Regions from separate parts of the Mus musculus genome. Here region 2 is linked to region 1. Evidence: chromatin loops called from intact Hi-C (ENCODE). Cell type or tissue: heart. All regions are shown on one strand. Each heading gives the region's core, and the rest is flanking DNA. Links, peaks and the distances in the headings are about the cores only. Region 1 overlaps Tank (TRAF family member-associated Nf-kappa B activator). Region 2 overlaps Slc4a10 (solute carrier family 4, sodium bicarbonate cotransporter-like, member 10).

Region 1 (10,209 bases), core at 1,221-9,220:
GTCCTGGGAGGCCCTCTTTCCTCTTTCCCCCATCGGCTCACTCCAGTCTTGACATTCAAATCCATTAAAAGTCAAAAAGCTCATCTCGAGCAGCGGAAGTGGAGCACACTAATCCTGACGTAGTTAACCTAAGAGAAAAATAGATCTGGTTTTCCTTTTTTAGTCGCTAGCTTTATTAGATTTCTCACTCTCGCAGATTATCCGAAGACTACCCATTGATTGATCGCCCGTAGAGCTGCACTTGGTGTAAAGAAAAAACTCACAGCTTTATTGGCTCCCAGGAGACAAAACAAACAGAACAAGATATTCATATTAATGCAAACAATGCAACAAATGAGGGGAAGAATCGCCCCGCAGAAGCCTGGCAGCGGCGGGGCTGCGAGGGTGCGGGCACCTCGGCTCCTGCCCAGGTCCTAGGCCTCGGAGCTTCACCCAGCGAAGGTCAGCAGGCCTAGAGGTGGCCCCTGGCTCAGGCCTCGGGAAGGACTACTAGGCCCTGAACCCTGCAGTGCTTAACTGGATGGGACTCTAAGCCTTCTTCTTGGCTTCCTGCTTTTGTTCTTCTAGGGCCCAGTTTCTCAGCCTCAGCTTTGCTTTGCATCTGGGTCAGAAGTGAGTCCAGATGGCTCAGGTGTCCCTCCCGACCACCCGAGGCAGCAGAACACAAAAGACAAGGTAGCTGCTAAGAGCTCTGAGAGGAAGTAGGAGACGCCCTTCTCTAAGCTCCCACTCTCGTGGAGGCTACAGGAACTCTTGTGGGATCAACACAGAGCTTTGTTTAATCAAAAGCAAGAGCAGTCCTGTGGACAGATCTGAGAGGTCTGGGCTGTCTGGTGAACTGGGGGTGAACCCTAAAAAACAGGCTCCCCGGCTATTTCCCCAGACCCTTAGGGAAGGCTCTTTCAAGACCTGGTTGAATGTCTTTATAGTCCATGTTATGAAAAAAAAATCAAAATGTATTGAGCATCCTGTATTTTTATTGTAGTAACCAACTCTACACAACTCCTGCATGGAAGAAACCATACTAGTAGGTAGGAAGGCATATTCTCTGATGTAAGCCTGACATTGTGTATACTTTTATGAACTCTTTTTTTTTTTTTTTAAATTGGTTGTCTTTATAACATAGTTTTTTCCAAGTACGGTGTGTGGCAGGGAAGACAACAGACAGCTTTGATGGGCAGTTTGGGGTAAGCAGATTCATTTCTATATAAAGAAACAGACTAGGGTTCCTTCTCTGGGGTTATTGGTTTATCGGGTCTTACCACATCTGTGGCCATCTCAGAGAAAACCCTTGTCAGAATTGTTTGTAATATTATAGAGCAGTATTACCTCTTAGTGTTTATTGGGAAAGAAAACAAAATTGGGGCTTGGAAACTTTAAAGATGAAGGGTAGAAGCAAAACCTGCTTTGAAAGTTATCAAAGATTTTAATCTAGAAATCAACCTCATTTAATGTCTTGTAGGTGCCTAAGAAAAAGCATTCAAAATGCTCATAGTAAATCTTCATGGAAAAGGATACCAAAACAGCAGTGGGGTTTTGTGAGTGTGTGTATGTGTGTGTGTGTGTATGTGTGTGTGTGTGTATGTGTGTATATATGTGTACATGTTGTGTGCATGTGTGTGTATATGTGTGTGTATGTGTATATATGTGTATGTGTGTGTATGTGTGTGTATTTGTGCATGTGTGTACGTGTATATGTGTACATATATGTGTGTTTGTGTGTATATGTGTGTGTGTATGCGTGTCTGTGTATGTATGTGTGTATGTGAGTGTATATATGTATGTGTGTATATGTGTGTGTATGTGTGTATGTGTTTATATGTGTGAGTATATGTGTGTATGTGTGTGTGTATGTTTCAAAGCTGCTTTAAGGGGGAAGGGAGGACGCCCAGGGCTGCTTGCATTTCTCTTCCAGCCCCAGGCAGGGAGAGCTTTTACGAGCAAGCTTTGCCACTCTCTGGATTCCTTGGATTCCCAGTGAGCTAGCCTGCCTTTTAAGCCAATTGCTTGAAGTGGTATGAATACACCCACACAGGATGCCCCTTTCTCACTGACACTTAGTGCTATTTAACAACTGCAAATGGAGAAACTATTTGTCTAATGAGAGCTGTTTTCAGACTTGATTCCCCAACACCGAGGGAAGAGAATGCAAGGCTGAGACCTCCTCCTGAGCTGCAGGGCATCACAGACAAGGAAGGCCAACTGGAGCCAAGTGGAGCCTTCAGCTGGAGAGCAGCACACTTGCTTTCAGAATGTGCTCAGGCTTACTTGAGCTCATGCTGCCTTTTTTTTTTTTTTTTTTTTTTCTTCCTATTCTTCCTTTAGGGGACTCTAGCCTCTGGTTCAGAATTCAGATAATCAGAAGTAAGCATTGTAGTTTGGGAGTTATGGTATGGGTTAGCTGAGCATTTTAAAGAAATGATTGCTGTCCTACCTGAAGCATTTTAAATGACAAAAAAATCATTCCAATACATTTTCTATCCTCATCTGAGCCAGCCTGAGAAATTCTCAGCATTCAGCAATGAGGGCACTTCTTCTTCCAACAGAGATGCACTGAGGTCCTTGCTATGGTGGTGGAGAACTTACGATACCTGGACAGCGGGCCACACTCTGTAGCCAGGCTCACTACCCTGCTCATTTCACTTGGCTTAATTGTTGGTGTCTTTGACTCAAAAGACTTTCAAATGGATTTAGCTTTCCTATTAAGCCTAGTATAAAGTCAGAGGAATATTATACTTTGTGTGTGTGCAAGTGAGAGGAATTTTATGGAAGAAAGAAATAGCTTAATGGTCTAGAGAGTGTTACCTGACTTCTAGCTAACTTAAGTGCTTTTAAGATTTATTTATTCTCTTTGGGTATAGTGCCTCCCTGCCCTCCCCCCAAACCCAAGACAATCGAGTAGAGCCATCTTTCAGGCATTGTTACTTTGAAAACAGCTATTCTTTGAATTAGTAAGTGATAACATATTTTATATACTCTTTCCAAACAAATACTATCAGTAAATCAGTTTTTCAGTGTATTTGTTGTAGATCCCTCAATAAGAAAGGACACATACTTCAGATTATCTAAGCTTTTTAGATGGCAAGGGATCATATTCAAATGGTGGTGGTGGTGTGTGTGTTTGTGTGTGTGTGCGTGTGGCACTGGTTATCTATGAAAGGATTCCATAGTGAAATGCCTATTCTATGGAGAGGTGTGACTTAGAGACACCCTCCTTTCACAGATGGACACACCCCAGATCTTAACTTTTGTTCTAGGTTTGGACTGTGGCCAATGGAAGAAGACTGTACTGATACAAGAGCTAAAGCAAGGTAGCCAACAGACACAGCACCACCAATCCAAACATTTTGGGCACTTGGTGTCCTTCTAAGTGTATCAATTCATCTAAGAGGCATTCTGACAATAGGGGAAGTTGGCAGAAGAAGTTCCTTGCAAGTGGTCACAGATATGAGCTGGAAAACTCGCCCTTGCATGGTGTCAGTGGTGCGGGTGATAACTCTTTTGATGTGAGGCCTTTCTTGAGCCATAATCCCCAACAATCTTTTGCTAAACAGACTTCATTCACATTCTGAATCTGGTTTTTGTCTCACACATACTAAATTTTACAAAACAGAAAGAAACAATAGAGCTTATTAGTAAAAACTTGTCTTGAATAGTAAATTAAGCATCATGGAAATAGGCACATGTTTTAGCACGGTTTCCCCCCTTTCTTACCAATCGAACATTTACATCTTTTTCAGTGCTGTGATTTTCCCCTTAAGTCTTAAGCTGGCACCAAGCACTTGCATCAAATGAGACTTACATCATTTGTATCTACAGGGAGAGAGAGGTCTTTGTAAGATTATATCCTAAGTGCAGGGCCTTAGCAAAAAGAGCCTTTTGCACTCACCCCTAACCTGTGTTAATCACCCTGGTCCGGGTGTTCTAAGAACCTACAGAACTAACTCATTTTGAAGACTGTAAATCAGTTGTCAGTGATAACTGGTATCAAAGTATGCCTTGCTCGCCAAGACCTGTAAATTCAGAGGTACACCTGACTACATCGTTTGTTATTAAGAGGTGGAGGTTTGTTATTAAGAGTCCCAGGTGGAGGCATCTTCGAAACCAATATATTTTCTTTATAACTGGTGTCAAATTGATGTATATATTAAAAAAAAAAACTTGGAAACTGATCTCAAAGAGGAAGTAACAGCCCAAGGAGCCATATGTTCAGGGAAGCTATCAGGTTTCCATTGGGACCAAATTTCACTTCACCTTTTTGTCCTTATGTGCAAATAAAAACTTATCTGTAAATATGCCATTCAAACAGCCATGCAAATTTGTGAGGTCTAAGGGCTGAGAAGAAACTACCCTAGGTCCGTAAAAAGCCAGCCGATAGAAGGTAAATAATTTTGTTAGCTATTGGCTATGCATAAGGCAACACGGGGATTGAAATCCATAAATTCACACCTTCAAATGAAATGCCTCCATAGAATTAGCTAACGAAGAAAAGGCTGATAAATAGTTAATAAATAAATTTCAATGTCGATGGAATTGCTGGACCCAGGTTTACATTAATGGATGTACCCTCCACCCTTGCTGTTAGATGGATTCCTAGTCTAACAGATTTGGGGATTTTTCCAAATGCAGGCTAACAGTATAGCAATGGAAAGTCTGTGATGGGCTAAGGGCTAAGGGCAGAGGGCTGCTCAGTGGGTTTCCAGAGAAACCAAAAGTACTTCTGCTTCCCAGTACAAAACACTTTATATAACTCTTTTTAGGAATTTTCAATTTTAAATCTTTATAGCATTTCAGTAGGTCATTACTTTACTGGTATGCCTGGGCATATTCTAGCGGGAAAATTACTTACATTGAGCACTGTGTAGCTTCCACTATGACTAGAATCAAAATCTAAAACCACCAAGATTCACTCAAGTCACTTGATTTTATATTTATATACTTTAATTAATAGACATTCTAACTTTAGGGGAAAGGCAATAATAGAAATGAAACCCTTGTGTCCTCAATAAGTCTTCACACAATTGTTTGTGTTGTTATACCAAGATTAAAGTCCGTAGAAAAAAATTATACTTCGTAGGTTATCCTGCAATTACTTCTTTTACCATCTATGGTTAGAGGAAAGTTTTATCACGTTAATTTAGGCACCTGATTAGCTAATAGCTAAGTGCCTTAGGAAAAACTGCAGCCAGCTCTTTGTTTCTGGGTTCTGGCTAAGACACTTTTGTCACAGGGAGGAACATCAAAGTCTTTAATCCTAAGAATGGCTGATGAAATGGTAGTTTAAATGTTTTTCTGCTCAACCATCAACTCTGCGGGTCAAAAAGGGAACCGCTGTGAAATCTCCCCTGGCTCCCCAGCGAGCCTCAACAGGTATGGAAGACTTTTTTTTTTTTTTTTTTTTTTTTTTTTTTTTTTTTTGACGAGACTTCGTTTATGATGCATTCTTTGGTGTTGCTGTTCATGTCCATCTTATCACGGAGCCAATTGATCGAGGAGGCACGCAGTGCACCAGCCATGCCCAGTCCCCATCTTCGGGTGCCCCGGGTCGTGGGAGGGTTACCTGCTTTGAAAAGACGTTCGTCTCACCAGCTACTGTCTTAGGTGGTATTCCCCAGGGTATGTGACACAGAAGCCCAGTTAGCCTAGTCTTGGGGTCAGGAGGTCAGGGGTTGGGAGTACAACTAATTGTAAGGCCCTCTCTGGCTTATTAAAGCACTCGCTCGCACTTGTGCTCAGGGCCAGGACGCTTGTGTGCGAGGGTCACAGCCCGAAGCCTTTGGGGGACGCGTTGGCGGGGGGTGCGGGGGGGGGGTAGGGCTTGACCATGCCGACAGCTCAGGCGAGCGGGGTCTCGGCAGCTCGCACCAAGGTTGGAAGCCTATGCGGTAAAGACCCAGCTCGGCCCGGATCTGGCTTTGTTTTTTCTGGCTCTCTTTGGTTTGTCCCCGGGCCTCTGGCGTGACTCGGGTCCCCTCACAGACCAGTGCGTCCGCTCCCCCGCAGGCAGGCAGGCAGGCAGGCCGGGCGGGCGTGCGCATTAAACGTGGGTCCCGGGCGCCCCATGCGGGCTGCGCTCGCTCGCTCGCTTCTCTCGCCCGGCCGGCCAACCCGGGTGCGGCTCGCCAGCGGCGGGGAGGACGCGCGGGAAAGCCAGGGAGCGGGAAGCGGGCGACGGCGGGCCCGCTGGAAAGGAGGGAGCGCCGCAGGCGGGAGGACGACGCGCGGAGGAGGGAGCGGGAGGAAGGAGGGAGCGCGGCAGGCAGGCGGAGGGAGGGCTGATTAGCATGCAGCAGCGCTCGCGCGCCCGGCTCCATTGTTTTAACACCTCCCCTCTCCTCCGCGCCAATCTGTCACCGTTCAGCAGGCGAACGCTGCTGCCTCAAATGCTGCTCTTCTCAAATGAGACGGATAATTAGTTGCCCCGCACGAATGCCGCACTCTTCTCACCCCTGATTGCTATCACCTTCTTGCTCCTGGCAGTTTTGACACCTCGTAATCAGCCTGCTGCTTTTCTCTTTTCTTCCCGACTTCTGCTTCCCTCCCCCCTTCCTTCCTAGTTGATTTATTTATTTATTATTATCATTTTAAATGCAATCTCGGTCCCTATTTGGACGAGTGCTCCTCGGAGTTAACCTTGCATATACGTGTGTGCCTATATATGCATATGTAAACTAGGGTGTGTGTGTGTGTGTGTGTGTGTGTGTGTGTGCGCGCGCGCGCGTGAGCAAGGGGCGGGCTGGCAATTTTGCGGGAAACACTGCTTCCACGCGGAGAGAATTTTCTCCTAAAGATATTTTGGGGTGGGAGAAGTTGGGGAGAGGGATGGGAGGGAAGAGTTAGGGAGACCTCAATTAATGCTTTAAAGATCTCTTAGAAATTAACAAACTGGGGAGTCTCGGAATCTGCTGTCAGAAGCGTGTTTTCCCCTCTCTCCTCTAACAAGCACTGACAGTCTAATTACTGTAGCTACAAGCAGCTGTCGAGGCAGCAGCCCGGGAGCGAAGGCGCCACGGGATGAGCGCTCACCGCCGGCCCCTGTGCCCAGCCTAACCCGCCGAACCACGGCCAGACTTGTGAGGATGGAGAGAAGAGCGAGGCCCGGCACCCGGCAGCCTCGCCAGCCCACGGCCGGCCTGCGAGCCAGCAGACTCCCTTATTGTTTCATATTTATAAAGTCTTTACCTTGAAGGTTAAAAGACGTGAAGAAGAAAGGAGGGGACTGGGGGGGGGGTGCGAAGAAAATCTTTTAAGCTTCCATCCATTCCTTTTCTACCTCCTCAAGTCTTCCCTCCCCCGGTGTTGGTAAAATAACCACGCAACCCGGGGCTGAGGGGGCGGGGTGAGCCAGGCTGGAGTGTAAGAAAGCAGATGTCCCCGCTGGCAGCAGCCTCAGCCTCCGGGGAAAGCTGCACCCGGGGGGGGGGGGCATCCCGAGGACATTCACCTCCCACTTCTCAGGCATCCCGCTCACAACTGCCTCGCCCACGGGTGGTTCCCCCCACCCCCCATCCCAAAATCAGCGTTTTGCGCACGTAGCTTTCTTACCTGGGAGCTGTTCTTACCCGGGCTACGCCTAGCAGAAGCCCAGAGACAGCCCTGTCGTCACCCCGCACTGCAATAGGATAGAGGGATAGACTTGGCCGGTGTGGTGTCCACTCTACCTTTCGAGCTGCGGGGTCCTTCCAGAAGGCCCCTCTGGCGGCCCAATAGGGTCTCTGCCCTAAGAAGTTGGAGCTTGGGGTACTGCTAGAATCTTAAATTCCCACCTTACTAAAGTGGTGAGGGCAGGATGTTCCAGAGGAGGGTAGTGGGCCACTCCAAGTCACTTTTTGGGATAGAGTTCTTTTTGGTTGTCAGCAAGCCAGTAAAGATGTCAATTGTGTGAGAGGCGAGGAGAGGAAAAAAAAAATCCCCCCCCTTTTTTTTTGATAGGTGGTGGTGGGTATATTCTTATTAATACATACTGAGAAGTTGTGTGTGCGTGTGTGTGTGTGTGTGTGTGTGTGTGTGTGTGTGTGTGTAGTGGAGGGGAAGCTGGGAAGAAAAGAGTCTTTGGATAATTGTCTAGGCATTTCCATTCAGCCTAGTGGCAAAGATGTACATGCCTCAGAACCCTTCACAGTGCATACCTAATAATCGCTATGTCACCCTGGTGAGGAAGATGTCAATGTGATGTGCTCGTCACCTTGAGAAGTCGAGGTACCATTCTCATTCTTCCACTGGGCACAGAGGCCTGATCAAATTCCCCCATGCTTAACCCTCCAGTATGAGACATTGCTCAAGGACAGTTACATTACTGTTGAAAGCTACAAGTCAATGCTTACTTCATAAAATGGAAGCCGTGTCTCAACCATTTTTAAAAATTGGGGGCGGAGGGGAGTGGGAAGAGAAGCTCAAACAGCAGGAACCATGAAGAATGGAAGGCAAGTCTCATCTTAAACAGTTCTGCCGCCCTGCATACTTGGTACCCTAAGATGTCTCCAGTGGCCATCAATCAGGCTGCTAACAATGAATAGCAAATTTCTCAACAAGAATTTGAACGTTTCTAATCTAAACTAATAAATATGTATTCTCCTTACAGGCTTTTACATTTGTTTCCAATAAAAGAAAAAAAATAGAATGCTCAGTTTGAAAGATCATTTTGAAATTTAAAGTGACCTATTAATGTGTAATAAATCCCATCAGACATGAATTTTATGAACCCTCCCCAAATGCGATTTATTTATTTATCTCAGAAACAAAGAACACTTTTAATAAGCACGACGTAAGTCACTTTTAATATTTAAGTCATTTAATCATGCATCTATACACACAGTAAAAATTAAAACTATGTGTATTATTTAAAAATGATCTATAATGTTTAAATTTCCCTGGGCAACTAATGATTGATTCGACATTTACTTAGATCATATTGTCTGTTATTCTCTGTACGTTATATACGTATTTTAAAGGAATATTACCTGTAGCAAAAATAATTAAAAATTCAAATGAAATTTGAATATCCTATAAACATTTGCTATTACTAAATTTAATAGATCTCACAATAGTCAAACAATAAACTTAGCTATTTGAAACATAAATTATGACTGAATAACTCTGTAAGTCACATGTGTAATTTTGAAATGTAGAAATTATAGGTATAAACATGAATAATATAATGAGTTATAGTTCTATACAAAATGATCTCTTAAAAGATAAAGTAACAACTTTATAATCAATCTTACATTTGGCTCACGAGAAAGCGTTCTCTAGCGTTACAAATCCAAAACCACCACAGAGAACATGATATGTCTGTTTTCAAACGTGATTTAAGTCTCCCCATTAAAGTGTGTATTAAGATGCCGGAGGAAATCCCCTCTGGATGTAATGGATGGTGGGAAAAGCTCTTGACAGAATTCACACACTAGAGGTTTAAGGAGCTCTGAGTCTGAATCACTTGGTACCACTAAGTCAGTGTCTTGGTTAAGAAAAGGCTTCCAAAAGGGCTGCAGGAAACAAACAAAAACATCTTTTGTTATTTGTGTTTAAAATCAACTTGCATCAAATTTCACACCCAAGTATCTGAATAACTTTTATGTGTGCTTATATCTGAAATTCTCTAATTCGAAAGCAGATTTCTTTTCCAGAGTGGGCACAACTTAACCACATCCTCCTGAAGTTTATCTTTACATACTTAAAAATAGTGCAGGTTTAACAGCAGCAGTCATTAGTTATCTTAATGGCAACAGTTTTGAAATAATGGCCAATACTTTAGACTATATTAGGTTCTGTATTTAATAGTCTTTAATAGTACATGTGCAAGCACAGTTTTATTAAAGACAATCCAAGATACAAATAAAGAAATCACATATAATCAACATTTTGATTTCTTCAAAAAGAGAAGTTTTTTTTAAACTACTAAACAAATTCAATTTGTCATCTTTTAAAAATTTCAAGTATTAAATCACTCAATAAAAATCTAAGCTGAGACACATACTTTTGACTTCTTACTTTACTTCTGTTTTATAGTTTGGCATTATTCTTTCTTGTAAATGAATAAAATAAAGCAAAACTTATCAGTAATTGCCCAATTAAAGGAATGTAGGAAATTATAATTTAATAGAACCACCTCCATTGTAATTATTAGGAAGTAAAAACTTGTAAATATCCTTTTAAGAAGTCTAGAATAATATATTAGTTATATATATTATTCATATGTATATGAATTAA
Region 2 (8,000 bases), core at 1-8,000, 630 kb before region 1:
TATATTTATATAATTATATTAAATAAAATCTACTTGTACTAAAAATCCACAATAATGTTCAAAGATGTCACATATAAACTATAGTATTTATAGCCACACGTTCCCTTTGTTTTAGGCATTACAAACAAATAATAATTTTTAAATGATATAATTCAGTGAAACATATCTGAAATATGGTCCCTTATAATAACGAACATACTTGGCATCAAATAAAGAAATAGTGGAATCCCAGACGGAAGCCAAGTTGGTAAGTATTTCCTTACCAGAATTGAACATTTCACCAAGTTAATGTTAAGCATGCTAAAGTTAGAACCATTTTTCCCCTTTAGAAGTAAGGTTTCAGACTCGAGGATAGACAAATATTGCAACCAAAATGTTCATAGCACCATAAGACAAAGTGTCCTAGAAAACAATAAAAACTACAAACCTGAAAACAGCATTCTATACTGAACAAATGTATACAAATTAAAGACAGAATCTATGGCCATCAATTACTATCAGCTGCATAAGAATCATTTGTATTATAATGGATGTTAAATACATACCTTTAGCTTGTGCTCTTTTCTGTTGATGATGACAGCTGTAATCTGCTGGTCCATGAAAATCAGAATAGTACAGAGTAAAGCTGGGATGATGGCAGCTATGATTGTCCACCATGGGTTTGGACCCAAAGGTGTAACAAACCAGCCACGGTCGTCTCTGGTCGGCTGAGAAAAAAATTAACCATAGATATCAGTAGCAAGATTGATGAATACCTAACCAAACTAAGTCATACAGATATAAACATGGAACTCTTAATTATGAAGTGATTGGCTGAGCATTCACTAAGTAATAAACTCGCGGAGCATTCACATAACTAAGGACACCCCTCTGAGTGTCTTATCTTTTAACCCATTTTCTCTTCATAGCATAGTAGGGATGAAATTGAGGCATAGAGTGCCGTAGTAAGTTGTCTAAGGTTCCAGGGTTAATAATTAATTGAGGTCAAATTTTAACTCCAGCAGACTAATTAAAACATCATTCTCAATCAATACCTGTATTTAATAAGTAACACCAATACCTACTATTTACTGTATGCAAATTTGTCTACATTTAAGATTGCACATTGTACACTATGCTAGAAACAAGGCAGAGCTTTCTTTTAGTTTAGTGGATATATAAATAGAAGGTTTTGGTGTAATATAGTAACTTATTTCAGGTGTGTGCACAGGCTACTATATGAAAAATGAAAACCAAAACAAAACAAAACAAAAAACCAGAAACTGAGCCATATCATAAGCTCAGCAAAAGGTTCAAAACAGGGCTGCTGCTGGAAATGAGTCCCAGAGGAATTCATTATGACAGCAAATGATTCTCCGATTAAGTCCCTAGCTCTGTTTGACAGATGAGAAAACAGGCTGAGGCAGTAAATTTGCTGGCATCAAGGGCTGTCCTGCCATCATAATATGGTTGGTATACTTATCCCAAGCCTAGTATCTGTTTTTCAAACCCTATTCACTCTGCAGTTTTCCCTCACAAAAATGCATGTCCCTCAGTTTCAGAATGCTTCCTTGGTTTGTAGGCATGCTGTACTGTTTGCATATCTTTCAACTCTAATGGGTGATAGGAAATGTTTAAGCAGTCTTGAAGTTTCAATTTTATTATTCTTTTTAATACCAGACAACAATTTATTTCTTAATCTATTAATGCATATTGCTCATGTTCTCATAAAAGTTTCTTATACTGGGTCACAGATCATCTATTAGATACAGAGGAATAGAAAAGCAGATAGATGTTACATGCTAGATAAATTCACCTTGAAAACGCTTGGTACTTGTAGTTTTGGTGATGGGATCCCAATGGCATAGTCAATTAAAACCATACACAGAATTGTAAGAAAAACCGCAAAATCACTCACTATGGATCGAACCTAAAAATAATGAAAATATTGTTACTTTGAGGGAGCTATAAATAACTAGAAATATTCAGGAGCAGTCTTGAATATGACCGCTGTGACATAATATCATGATGTTACTCCGTATGCACATTGTAACATAGTATCATTAGCTATGCTATGCTACAGTCTGAATACATCTATGTCTCTCACCCACACTTTTTCAGAATAAAGATTTATTGAACTGAAATAATGGTGGTCATTTTCTTTTTCATATTCATTTAAAGTATCTATTATAAACCCAAGTATGTGAAAATTTGGAACACAGAATAAAGTTGTCTGGCCTGCATCAGGTGAATTTTAGGTCTCTTGAATACACATTATATTTTAACATTATGAATCCAAAGGACCACTAAATGGCATTACCTGCTTTTATTAAAGAAGCGTGTTTTAATTACTTAAGGTATGACAATTACTAATATACACAATGATGTAGGCAAATTTAAAAATTTCTTTGATATAAAATGAACTTTATATAAGCCATTTTTCAAACCATTTCTCATTGTAGAAAGCCATTGTGCAGTGGTGCACAGTTCATGGTGCACATGTGCAAGTCAGAGAAAAACCTCCTGAGATGCTGGCCCCATTTCTCACTGGCCTGGAACCTCATCCAATAGCTCAGGCAAAGGCACACGAAGGATTCACCTCTTTCCCCCTGCAATCTCACTGTGATCTCTGGGACCACAGGTGTGCACCAATACACCCAGCTCTCCGGCACCCCCACCCCCACCCCCAGCCCTTTACCATAGGTTCTTGGACCCTGGGTTTAGGTTCTTATGTTTACAGAGCAAGCACTTCACAGACTACGCCATCTCCCAAGCTCTCCAAGGACATTTTTGAGTAGTTACTCTTAAAAACTATCAGTAACATTTGCTTTCTATTAGTATGCTGTTGCAACCCATGAACAAAGTCGTTAGATTCTGACATAGAGAATGGTTCAGCTGAAAGGTGGAGGAGATAAGCCTGTTAACTTTCGTGAAGAAGATAGTGACCGAAAAAGCAGCAGTCTCTGGAAGGAACTCTTCTTGTTTACCAAAGTGGAATTTTTTTGAGATATTTACCTCAGTCTGAAAAACATTTGTTTCCTCTGTGTGTGTGTCTGAGTGTGTGTGTGTCTGAGTGTGTGTGTGTGTGTGTCTGTGTCTGTGTGTGTGTGTGTGTGTGTTTGTTAAATCTCATCCTGGACCTTTTCATGGTGGACTCAGACCTCACAGATTTTTATGTTGTAGTGTTAAATATTGAACTCAGTTGATTCCCTGTTTCCTTTCTCAAATATACAGATACAAGCATGGTGGCTTAGGGTAAAGGACTGATGCATTTAAAAAAAGAAAAGAAAATTGTGTCCTAGTGCACAGTGCCAGGCTTCTCCATGTAGAGACTGTAACACTGGTTCCTGTCAGGCTGGCATAGGCCCCACTGCTCCCTGGGAAAGAAAGTGACAATCACTAATATGGCCTATGCTTTGACTTTCCAAATCTGTACATGGGAAGGGAAGTGTTGACCTTTCAGTTTGAAGGAAAGCAGAAGAGCTTGTGCCACCTCTGGTAGCTATGTCACAAAGGGCTTCTTCCCAGCCCTGTTCTAGGACCTAAATCTAGCTTGCCAGTTCTCTCAGAACCTTTCTACCAGTTCATGTCATTCCATCAGTAACTCTCCCCTAACCTTGAGCATGTAGAATATTTAGTTTATATTTGGATCAGAAATATTTAAACCCAAGTACCTTGGTTGGGAAATAGCGGCTGGTCTTGAACTGCTTCAGGGTGGCTGACATGGTAACTGTGGAGAAGAACAGGATCACCGACCAGAAGAGAACATCTGGCACGTAGGGGTGGCCATGGCCACAGGCTCGCCCGACATACTCCCCGTGCAGTGATCTGCACTCCTGAGAGGAAGGGAAACACAACTGGTAAAGAACACTTAGTGCATTTCTTTCAGAAAACTAACACCCTATCAAACGCAGCTGAGACACCTAGACTGCTCACCCATGGCTCCCACAGAGAACTTAAGAGGTATGACACTTGATTTCAAGTTCTACTTGGATAGGGTTTAAATCTGACATCGATTAAGTTCAAGATAACAGATATATTTTAAATGTGATAAGTTTGATAATGTAGTTTGTACTAACATCAGAAATATAATAAAGCATTTAAATATGTCATTTTAGTTTTTTTCACACCAACACCATAGACAGATATTTTCATTTATATTTGATACCAGAGAAAGCTGAGACATGGAGAAACTAAGCAATGTTTTTTCAGCCTCACTAATGCTATGTGGTAGAGCTGGGTACATGCACCGCTCTTGTGGTAGGCATTATAGACTAGTGCAGAACAGTAATTATTTTTAAAAACTAGTTCAACAATACTAAGAAGGCTATGAAAGATAACAAAAATGATGATATATATTTAAAGAAATGGAAATTTGAATCGTATACGGTAATTGTTGAATTCAAATAAGAAATGATAAAGAAATTCCTACATGAACAAGGAGAGGGTCATGCTTGCTCTGCTTTCCCACGGAATTTCTTCTGCTTTTATGTTTGTTTGTTATGTTTTGTTTTTTAAGGGGAAAAAAAGGTTAAAAAAAAAAAAGAAAAGAAAAAGAAAAAGAAAAAAATTAATTACTGTCTTAGCCATTAGGTGGCAGCAAAGTCAAAAAGAACTTCAAGGGGGAAAAACAGCATTTTATGTAAGCATTAAATATTTTGAAAGGAAAAAATATTTCTAAGTCATCTTGGAAAACGTTCATATTCTAAAAATTATATTACTGTATTCAAAACAAATAGAAAATATCAGCTTAAAGAAGCCAGGAAAATTTTTATTCATCTAGGTATTGTGACCCTGAACAAGACTTGCTTTGTGGAATAGTCAAAGAAAATTTAGAGATATGCTGTTTTCACTGAACCAAACTTCAAGCGCCTGAGTTCACTCTAGAATAAAACAAACTCCTCCGAAATATTTAAAATAAATAAGTGGCCACATTGTCATCCGGAAGCAAGCAACAACCAACTTCTTCTTGACATAGGTACTGAGTCTAAAGGTTCTTGAAAAATCAGAATAACTTAGAGCCATGTAACAGACACCACACTGTCTTTATTATTAGCTAAATTTCAATTATTCATGTTAAGATGATTCAGAGAACAGAAACTAAGCTACTGAAGAACTGCATAATAATAATAATAATGATAATAATAATAATAATAAACCTCTTAGCCTTATTTATAGCTTTAATTTTCCTTCTTAAACTTAATAAATAAATTTTGAAAAAAAATCTTTGACATTTCCAGTCTCTTTTTGTGTGCATTTAGAAATGCTTGGAACAATTGCTAAGCAGTGTTACGTGCACCAGGATGTCTAAGCAGAGGAAGTGGGAGTCCCACACAGCACATAGTGATTTGTGAGCACCTGCAGTCTTTTGTGCATGTCTGAAAGGCTTCTATGAATTCTTTGGATGTAGGTGGGTCAGATGCTCTACTCCTAAGAAGCCAGATGCAAGAAAAGATTATTCAACTGCCTATCTATAACCGCCAATGCCAAGGCTAGCTATCTCAACTCAAAGCAAACTGTAAAGTATTATTATTTCTTGTTTTTCAAGGAAACAAGGGTGGGGCTCTGATTCTAAAAAGTAAATTCTGTAGGTAAAAAGTAACTACAGAATTCAACATTTATTTTCAGCTTTATACTATCTACATGTCCAACATATACCCCCCCCCCCCCACACACACACAGAGTGAGAGGGGTTTGGGATAGAAACAGAGTCAGAGATAGAGTCAAAGAAATGAAGAGACAGAGAGACAGGGGAAAAAGGAGTCCTTTGGACGTGCAAACAAACTTCAAAGCCTTTCTTTCATTTTAGTCTATCATGGTTTACAATATAGTAAGTACTCAAAAGATACTTGCTGACAGATTCTAATTACTCTTCCAACACATTCTATTTCAACAATTCTATAAATTGGTAAAAATTAAAATAGAAATTATTAGTATATTTTGAAGATATGAATGTGAAATTATTAATGTCTTTTCAAATGTATATATATATATATATATATATGTATAGAAAGAGACTAAAAAGCATTGAAACAAATTTCAAGCAATTGATAATTACTTTCCCTTCTTTTTTAGTTTTTAAAGATTTTTGAAATTACAATGTAATTAAAATATAATTACAATATAATAACAATAATTATAATACCATTACATTTCCCCTCTCCCCTCCTTCCTCCAAACATTTCCATATATCCCTCCTTGCTTTGAGATGTTCCTGATGTACTTGTGTAAGTGCACAGAGACAGAAGTCTAAGTCTATTAGCTTGCCATAAAGTTGAATTAAACAGTAAACGTGAGGTGAACGTAGTTCAACATAATCATTTGGTGTTTACCAAACATTTAGCCCTTTGATTTTGATTCTCTGCCTTACTGAGTTATCAAGGTATAAGTTAGTAATTATAAGATATATTATGATGAAATAAAATAATATCTGCTATTAACTGATGAAAATGATATGACATTTCTTATGTAACATTAATTCATAGTAGAGAACTTTAAAAATTAAAATAAGGCATAAAGTGTTAAATTTGTTTTGCATCTAAAATATTTTTATAACCCTCTAATTGTACAAAAACTTCTATTTTCAAAGGGTGGGTGGGTAGAGAGGTGGGAGGCTCTGTATGAAGAGGGGAAAGGGAGACACTGTTAGATATATTGACTAAAAATTCTTAAGCAAAAAATTGAAATAACTCACTTGTGGCTAACATCATCAATTGGATTGGCTAATGTATAGAATAAATTTTACTATTTTGCATTAAATGATTTAGAGAAAAACAACACATGACTTAATTTGGTTGAATAATTCAGACTGGATTATTTTGAATTTGTGATCAAGAGAAAATAGAAATACGTGACCCAAAATGAAGCTTTGTAGATAAAGCACACCACTCACTGCCTACACACCTACCATGACCTCACTATGACTCCACCATGATTTCACCATGACCCCACCACAACCCCAGATCTAATTTCTCACTAAATTTGCATTGTCCTTTCTTGTTCACACCATCACTTCCTTTACTGATTAATTTAAATGGTTTTCTGGAAACAAGAACCCTGGTTGCATTACTTTTCTAGGGAAATATAGGTTGAAAAGAATAAATGTTGACCACAACAGCAGACAAGAGTAAGTGGAGGTTTATTCTAAAGAAACGCAAGGGGCTCTGCTGTTTTCAAGATGCCTAGATGTAAAAAGCAAAATTTGTAACCTACAAATTTTAACATTAATGTGTTCTCTCTCTCTCTCTCTCTCTCTCTCTCTCTCTCTCTCTCTCTCTCTCTCTCTCTCTCTCATACACAGAGAGACAGAGAGACAGAGAGCAGGAGAAAATAAAGATCATAAAATATAGGTCAAGATTAAAGAGAGACAGAGAGCAGGAGAAAACAAAGATCATAAAATATAGGTCAAGATTAAATTGTAAACCAAGAATAAGTAAATTGATTTTTAATTCTGAAAGAACATATACAACAGAATATACCTCAGTAAGGGGAAAGAACCAAAATCAAAGGGTCAAATGTTTGATAAACACCAAATGATTATGTTGAACAATGTTCACTCAAATGTTTGCTATTTAATTCAACTTTATGGCAAGCTGGTATACTTAGATTTCTGACTCTGTAAGCATACATGAGTATAGTCAAAAATATCTCCAAGTCAACTATTCTAAAGAATACTTGGACATAGCTTAAACTATTTAATATATGCATGTAATATGACTAATAGAAAAGAGGCCATGAATTTTAAGAGTGCAAGGAGGGATATATGGGAACGCTTGCAGGAAAGAAAGGGGAGGGAGAAATGTAATTATATTATAATCCCAATATATAAAGGTAGAAGGTCATATCCTTCTCAAATAATATATTTAAAGGCTTATGAGATTTTATAGCAAAATATTTCTATGTTCCATTAACTGTATCACTTACTAAAATAGTATGTGATTAATCAAATGAAGTAGAATTTGTTTGTGCTGATGGCTATAAAGAAATTTGAGAACATACAGGTAGGTAGGGTGGTAAAGGTT

Evidence for each region. Peaks named below come from ENCODE experiments on the same cell type or tissue, not always from the same donor. Only the 100,000 strongest peaks of a DNase experiment are listed, where the experiment ranks them.
Region 2: a loop joins it to region 1, with 4 times the contacts of the local background. A loop is called at or near these places in 17 of 42 quality-filtered maps.

The regions. Positions count from the first base shown.
Region 1 is chr2:61,652,655-61,662,863 of GRCm38, reverse strand. It overlaps Tank (TRAF family member-associated Nf-kappa B activator), which reads right to left. Exons shown (of 8, transcript NM_001164072.1): 8 at 8,693-9,485. The coding sequence ends at 9,309. Among named protein-coding and RNA genes, the nearest start is that of Psmd14, 54 kb to the left of the region's middle. In heart, for the core only: a CTCF peak has its summit at 6,063; DNase peaks (open chromatin) are centred at 6,193 and 7,363; H3K4me3 peaks cover 2,433 bases; H3K27ac peaks cover 1,499 bases.
Region 2 is chr2:62,282,617-62,290,616 of GRCm38, reverse strand. Slc4a10 (solute carrier family 4, sodium bicarbonate cotransporter-like, member 10) reads right to left here. Exons shown (of 26, transcript NM_033552.3): 16 at 3,654-3,815; 17 at 1,796-1,909; 18 at 546-707. Among named protein-coding and RNA genes, the nearest start is that of Dpp4, 130 kb to the left of the region's middle. In heart, for the core only: a CTCF peak has its summit at 4,573 (motif pointing right); no DNase peak of the experiment used is centred there.